Regions from separate parts of the Homo sapiens genome. Here region 2 is linked to region 1. A link is an interaction called in ENCODE POLR2A ChIA-PET data of the cell type or tissue named here. Cell type or tissue: A673. All regions are shown on one strand.

Region 1 (4,000 bases):
GAGGCAGAGGTTGCGGTGAGCTGAGATCGTGCCATTGCACTCCAGCCTGGGCAACAAGAGTGAAACTCCATCTCAAAAAAAAAATATTTTAAGGAATCCCTGTACTACTGTTTTTCACAGTGCCTACACATTCTACATTTCCACCAAAGGTACACAAAGGTCCTAGATTTTCCACAGCCTTGCTAACATTTGTTACTCTCTCTCTCTCTCTATATATAGATATATATATATACAATCCTGGTGGGTATATAAATGAATGTTTTTTAAACATGAGGTTATCCAAGTTGGTTCATTCAGATCAGTTAGAAAATAGTCCTAGTGGGCCGGGCATGGTGGCTCACACCTGTAATCCCAGTATTTTGGGAGGCCAAGGCCGGTGGATTACTGAAGTCAGGAGTTCAAGACCAGCCTAACCAATATGGTAAACCCCGTCTTTACTAAAAATAAAAAAAAAATTATCCAGGTGTGGTGGCGTGCACCTGTAGTACCAGCTACTTTGGAGGCTGAGACAGGAGAATTGCTTGAACCCAGGAGGCGGAGGTTGCAGTGTGCCAAAATCGTGCCACTGCACTCCAGCCTGGGTGACAGAGTGAGACTCTGTCTCGAAAAAAAAAAAAAAAGAAAAGAAAAAAAATAAAGAAAGAAAAAGAAACTAGTCCTAGTGAAACCAGGTTAGCTTCTACTCTACATGCCAGCCCCAACCCCAGCCACAAATCTCACCGAAGCATTCCACTGGTCTTCCAGGGAAAGCACTCAGATAACTTAAGCATATCCATGACTTGCTTTTAGGGATAATGAACTCAAAGTACATGTCCTATTCATAGGAATTTCATGTCTTCAATATGAGCAAGAATTCATCATACAGATTCATGTTACATAAAGGCGTCTCCCACCACATCTGGAGGGTAGGTGTGCAAGTCTACGTGGGTGAAGATGAGGGAGTGTTCCAAGAAGGATTACATGGCTGAGAGGATCGGCAGGTTCTCTTCTCAAACAATTCTGGAACTTTGAGAAGTTCCTTTGTGTCTATGAGGTGGCTTCTTTATCCATCTCTGCTCACTTCAGAGGCATGAGCTAGACTGTATCTTTAAAGGGCTTCAGAAGATGGTGCTCTGTCATTAAGAGGCGGGATGATATCTGATCATCACCAGAGCTATTACATCACCTGGCAAGAATCATCAGATTCCCCATAATGTGGTTTGGAAGAGTGAAGGAGCTCAGGGCATCTGAGATTGGGACTGGGAATCATGTCCGAATCTCTCAGCCTTGGGTATTCAAGTCGTATCAACCTCGAATGCCCCCTCCTCCATGAAGCAGTCCCTGATCGCTACATAGGAAGAAATAGTCACCCTTGAAATTCAATAGCTCTTCACCTGTGCCTTTATCAGGGCAATGGCTGTGTTTTGTCTTAGATTTATGGTTATTTAAGAGTGCATTATATATCCTAAGAAAATTATCCTTTACGGACTAAACCCAGTTCTGGTTTGCACAAAGTATAAAGCAAATATTTCCCCAAAGCTCCCTAGCTGACTTCTCCTATCCATTGATAAGACTCGTTGGCTAGAATCCTGTCACATGTCCTTCCCTGGGAGCAAAGGAGGCCTGGAAAGCAGATGTTTGACCTTTTAGCTTCTATGGTGGAGGTAGGCAAGAGAGGGTATTAGGAACAGGGCTGAGTGAGCCAGTGAACAGTGTCTTTCGGATCTGTCTTTGTGCTGGGCTCATCCTCCAGGAAGTCAGGGGAGAGGCCCCACCACGAGTCTTGGGCCCAGCTCCTGTTCCCTCTGTGTCTGCTGTGTCTGTCATGGGGCTCCACACCAGTTTGAAATGGATTGATTCTCTACAACACGGGGTACAGAGAAGCATGTCCGACTCAAGTCAGGTCCTGCCAGTTCCTGCAATCTACACTCCTTTATCATGCTTACCTCACATTCATAAAGAACCTTAGTTGACAAAGCACTAGCTTACCTATTTTCTCCAGATACATAACTGAGACACAGAGAGGTTCATCATTTATTCAAGCTGACTCAGTAGGTGACAGTAAGGGAGAGGTTCCATCCTGGTCTCCTGATGTCGAACCTCATGCTCTATCCAGCATCCTCCACTGCCTCTTGGACACTGGTTTCAGGCCATGGCTGGCATATCCCCCACTCCACTTCCTGGGACAGTGTCATCCGGAAAGGTGCACATCAATGCAAGAGGCTGCAAGACTGTTCTGAGTGTATGTCACGCATCTGTGTGTGTGCCTGTGGTAGGTGGGAAGACGGGGGATGCTTCTCCTCCCCTCCCATCTCCTCAGCCTGGCCATGGCTGCCATCAGTCTTTTCACTGAGCAGCTGCAAGCAGCTGCTGACAGCTCCCAGCATCTCAGCCACAAAATAAATGAGTTCCCCGCAGGCAGGACACCAGTGGCATAATGAGGCCTCGCATAGATTCTTCTTAGTTTTATTTTATGGCTTTTACTGAGTCTCATCCAATACTAAAACAACAACAACAACAATAAAAACCAGCTCTTCCCTGGGCCCTGTCCCACCTGTTTCTGCCAGCGGACACCATGAGTTTTTTTATTCTCATTCCTGACCTTTTAGGAAGAGGCAGGGTCACTCTGTGTGGTAATCTTCCACACTCTAGAAGGAGAATGGAGCTGGTCGCTAGGCAACCTGGTTTCCAGCTTGACTCTGTCTCTAACTTGAGTTTGACCCAGAGATAGCACATCTCCTGGCTGGGATTCAGTCTACAAAGTGAGGAAGTTACACCAAAAGGAACTCTAAGGTCCTGCCCAGCTTGATAGTGGACACAGCAGCTGCACAGAGGTGGAACAAATGCAGGCTTACAGGCTGGAGACACATTTTTGAGGCTGAATGAATGAAAAGTACATGAGTGCTTATGCTAGCCGAGGACAGCTAGCTGCCCTTGTCCAGCTGGGAGGAAGATAGGAAGATTCCTGTCTGTGGTTTGGTGGTCTGTGTTTTCTACCACGTGCTTACATGTCAACAAAGGGAAACATGCTGCTGGGTTTTCAGAAAAATCACAAGGTGTCTGGCTAGAGAATGAAGCCAGGCATACATCTGGTCACCAGCCTGATGGCTTCTTCCTTCGGGGAGAGGTTGCTCAGGATCACAGCAGGTCAGCACAAGACAGTGGCAAGAGCGCTGAACGAAGAGTCAGGCTGGGGTTCTTATACCTTTTGTGCTACCAACTAGCTAGGTGGCCCTAGACACGTTGCCATTCCTCTCTGCACTTGTGTCCTTTTCTGTAAAATATGGAGGTTAGATCGGATGTCTCTGATATCCCCTTCAATCTAACAATCTGAAATGTATTTCCTGTTCTTATTCCTGTCTCATTTGGCTCCCTTATGAAGACAGCTTGTCTAGTGGGTAATTCTGAGCATCATTAGCCAAACAAAAGCCTGCTTTTGATCTCAACCCAGAGTTGGGGACTGATGTGAAGGAGGAGAGAGCATGAAAACACTTTTTACTACTCCTTTTGCTGTGTGTTTCTAAGGAAGTCACTAGACCTCAATTCCCCACCTAAAGGAAGGAGATGCTATCGTCCCCTTTCTCTGAGAGGGGAAAGGACCCCTGAAGATCCAGTTACAATGTATCCTGGAGTCACGGCATATTTTGTTGCATTAATTAAGGGGGAAGAGAGAAGGGCATCACTTGCTGAGCAGCAATGTGCCTGCCCCCCTATACTAGGTGCTTTCCTTCTTTCCTTTTTTTTTTTTTTTTGAGATGGAGTCTCGCTCTGTCGCCCAGGCTGGAGTGCAGTGGTGCGATCTCGGCTCACTGCAACCTCCGCCTCCCGGGTTCAAGCGAGTCTCCTGCCTCGGCCTCCTGAGTAGCTGAGATTACAGGCGCATGCCCACACGCTTGGCTAATTTTTTGTATTTCTAGTAGAGATGGGGTTTCACCGTGTTCGCCAGGATGGTCTCAATCTCCTGACCTTGTGATCCACCCGTCTTGGCCTCCTAAAGTGCTGAGATTACTAGGTGTTTTCT
Region 2 (4,000 bases), 81 kb before region 1:
AATGTAATTCTCCCCATCCCTATCAGGATGACAAGAAAGATAATGCTGATGTCAGCCAAAATCTAAGATACGGAATGAAGGGTACTCAGGTTAGAGAGAGAATTCGTTCCTAGGTTAGCCAGCAAAGCAGGCAGCAAACATCTTGCCAAGCACCCTGGCTGGAAGTATAGCCTTTGCAGAAAAAGATTATATTTAAAGCAGTGTTGCTATGAGGTCGCTACATATTATGCTACTGGTAAAGAATACTGACAAGCACATGGTAGTAATAGATCCTCAAAAAACCCCTGCTCACTGATCAGATTCTTAGCTTCAAATTTTCATCACAATTATATTCTTATCCTGGCCTTTCTCTTCTGTTTTCAGGTGAATTAAATGTCAGTGCATATGAGCCTTTATTTTTACAATAGATGAAATCCTTATAAAGTTGCACATAAATCTACTTTTTATTATCAATGATACAGTTTTTTTTTTTTTCTCTGAAACATGGTCTCGCTCTGTCACCCAGGCTGGAGTGCAGTGGTGTTATCATAGCTCACTGCAGCCTCAACTTCCTGGGCTCAAGCGATCCTCCCAAGAACCTGGACTACAGGTGTGCACCGCCACACCCAGCTAATTTTTCTAGTTTTTGTAGAGACGCGGTCTCACTGTGTTGCAAGGGCTGGTCTCAAACTCCTGGCCTCAAGCAGTCCTTCCACCTTGGCCTCCCAAAGTGCTGAAATAACAGGCATAAGCCTCTGCTCCTGGCCAACAATATGCTTTTATACACACAACGTGCAATTCACTGAAGATGCAAGTGCATGCCCATAATAGACAAAATTTCTAAATTTTAGAAATTGATTATTTAGTTGGGGAAATCAGGTACAAACCCAAACATGAAAGAAATCACTTCTAAAGGATTTGAGTAAGGAGTTCACTTGGGATACCACCTGCTGGAAATACCATTCAGAGGCTGGAAGAGCAAGTTGAACCCAGGGTTTTGATGATAGATAAATGGAGAAAAGGAAGGAAGGTTTTTGGCAGGAGTGGTGTGAGCTAAATTGGGAAACTGGTAATTTGCCATATTGTTAGATTAGCTGTGATGAGAGAGGGGAGTACATCCCATCTGAAAAGAGCATTTTTCAGCTGGAGAGGAAGAGGGTGGCATGGGAGGAAGAGGGATCGGCAGGAGTGTGTAGGGTTGGAGGCAGGCAAGCTGATTCAATGTCTGTAAACAGAATGGCATTTTTCACACTTCAGATTGGGAGTCCAATGACAACTGATCATTTCAGAGCAGTTTCATCTTCATTTCTTTTTTTTTTTTTGAGACGGAGTCTCGCTCTGTCGCCCAGGCTGGAGTGCAGTGGCGGGATCTCGGCTCACTGCAAGCTCCGCCTCCCGGGTTCACGCCATTCTCCTGCCTCAGCCTCCCAAGTAGCTGGGACTACAGGCGCCCGCCACTACGCCCGGCTAATTTTTTGTATTTTTAGTAGAGACGGGGTTTCACCGTTTTAGCCGGGATGGTCTCGATCTCCTGACCTCGTGATCCGCCCGCCTCGGCCTCCCAAAGTGCTGGGATTACAGGCGTGAGCCACCGCGCCCGGCCTCATCTTCATTTCTAATTGAAGTTTAATTCTACTTCAGCCCCAAGTGTCTGTCACCATTCAACTTCAGTACCTACGTATAAATACTGACAAAGAGTTGCCTTTCTATTCCTGTTAATCCTTTTTAGAAAAGTGAGGAAATGCTAAAAAGATAAACTAATGGCTGGTTAATTTGTTTCTGGCAAATTTCAGTCTTGCATTAGTAGGATTGCTCGAAGTGGGTCATGCCTGTATTTCCTCTGTATTTCCTCTGTGTGTGTGTAGAAGATAACCTACTCTAATGAGCTCCAGGCTTTTTTTTTTTTTTTTTAACCTTCCTTCACAATCAGGAAACATCCCCAGCCCCAAGACACTGGAGAATAACTGTAACTGTGATGCATCTCTCTGTGATAGACTGCAAAAGATAGCTCCCTTTTGCCCCAGGTTGCTTTTTATTTCTTTTCAGGAATGTGGGAGGGATGGAAACATCAGGGAGAAAAAACTTTTCCTCTACCCTTATGTTCAGTAACTAGAGGCCTGCAAATTGAACAACAGATTAACAGGAGAAAAAGCACGCAATGTTTACTAATATTTACATGAATGGGAGTTACTAGAAAAGAAATGAAGCTCAAAGAAGTAGTTAGAAGCCAGGCGCTATGGCTTGTGCCTGTAGTCCCAGCTACTTTGTAGGTTGAAGTGGAAGGATCTCTTGAATCCAGGAGTTCAAGTCCAGGAGGAAAGGAAAGAGAGAGAGAGAGAAGGAAGGAAGGAAGGAAGGAAGGAAGGAAGGAAGGAAGGAAGGAAGGAAGGAAGGAAGGAGAAAGAGAGAGAGAAAGATAAAGAAAGAAAGTAAGTAAGAAGGAAGGAAGGAAGGAAAGAAAGAAAGAGAAAGAAAGAAAGAAAGAGAAAGAAAGAAAGAAGGAAAGAAAGAGGGAGAGAGAGAAAGAAAGGAAAGCGGGAGGGAGGGAAAGAGTGGTTAGATTCTGGGGCTTACATACCATTTTAAACGAAGAAAAGGAAGTTTGAGTTTCAAGGGATGTGAAAGCAGGAGTAAGTGACTAAGAATATGTGGGAGAACTAATGGAAGATTAGAGTTATTTTAGTAAAGTTTTTGTATGCAGACTTCTCTCAGTGCCGACTCTCCATCTCTCTGATAAGAGTCACTCTCCTCTTCCTGGTGCCAGGAGAAGGGGACACCATCATTAGGGAAATTTATGCCACCTTCTCAAAGATAAATTTACGCCCTGCTTTTAGATGGATAAGTGAAGGGCAGGAAACTCTTGCTACATCTGTTGATCCTCAATTGCCTTTGGCTCAAAATAACCCTCCAAAAGTGGCATATTTGGGGGTGGCATATCCTGATCCTCTTCAGAAACTAACATGTATTGCATGCCTTTTTTAAGAGCTGTTTTTTTTCATGCGCCACCTCATTTTATTATTACAGCAATCCAAGGAGTTGTATTAGTCCCAATTCACAGGTAAGAAAACGGAGACCCACAGAAGTGAAATAGCTTGCTTAAGATTACAAGTGAAGGCCAGGCACGGTGGTTCACATCTATAATCCCAGCATTTTGGGACGCCAAGGTGGGCGGATCACAAGTTCAGGAGTTTGAGACCAGCCTGGCCAACATGCTGAAACCCTGTCTCTACTAAAAATACAAAAATTAGCCAGGCGTGGTGGTGCAAGCCTGTAATCCCAGCTACTTGGGAGTCTGGGGCAGGAGAATTGCTTGAACCCAGGAGCTGGAGGTTGTGGTGAGCCGAGATCACGCCATAGCTCTCCAGCCTGGGCAACAGAGCAAGACTCCATTTTTGTGGGGGGGGGGGGGTTGGGGAGAAAGATTACAAGTGAATAGGAGGCAAGGCCAGCAGCAAACACACTTCGGTCTGATTTTAAAACCGAAGTTCTTTCCTCCATCCCACAGCACCATTCTTCCCTTGGAGGGGGAGTTGTAGATTTGCAGGCAGGAAGGGAAAGACTACAATGTTTGAAGAGAGAGGGAGCGATAAATAAACGTTACTTACTAGTAAGGGGAAGAATTATGAAATAGTGCTGCTACAGCTTGGCTCTGCACTGCCCTTAAGTTGCAAAGGTTGGTTGTTGCTGGGAGATGAGGCTTTTTCCCGCATGGGGTTATTTGTTGTAGAGAATCTTTGAACCATATCACTAAATCACAATTACTGCTCATGCTATGAAGCTTTGCTTCCTGGAATGAGCCCGTGCCCTCAACTCATTCTTCAAGACTCTGCACAGACATCCACACTCCTCTGAATCCTCTCTTAGTGCTTTTCACGTGGAGTCTCCTCGGTCTACCTGCAACATTTGGGAAAGGATTTAGGTGTCAATTCTAAAAAATAAGCCATCTTGCCATTAGACAGTCAGAAACCTGTGTAGCCTCCCGAGTCCTCTGTTAAAGATTCCTGACCTTTTCTTGGTGGTT

Evidence for each region. ChIA-PET counts read pairs that join two places held together with the same protein. Peaks named below come from ENCODE experiments on the same cell type or tissue, not always from the same donor. Only the 100,000 strongest peaks of a DNase experiment are listed, where the experiment ranks them.
Region 2: POLR2A ChIA-PET joins it to region 1 with 7 read pairs; 2 of 35 experiments call an interaction of 5 or more read pairs at or near these places.

Annotation. Positions count from the first base shown.
Region 1 is chr11:123,201,282-123,205,281 of GRCh38, reverse strand. It overlaps LOC105369540 (a long non-coding RNA gene), which reads right to left and starts at 1,244. Exons shown (of 2, transcript XR_948116.2): 1 at 721-1,244. In A673, no CTCF peak of the experiment used is centred here; a DNase peak (open chromatin) is centred at 2,371.
Region 2 is chr11:123,282,505-123,286,504 of GRCh38, reverse strand. No RefSeq gene overlaps it. Among named protein-coding and RNA genes, the nearest start is that of LINC02727, 30 kb to the left of the region's middle. In A673, no CTCF peak of the experiment used is centred here; DNase peaks (open chromatin) are centred at 1,814, 2,264 and 2,714; H3K27ac peaks cover 2,119 bases.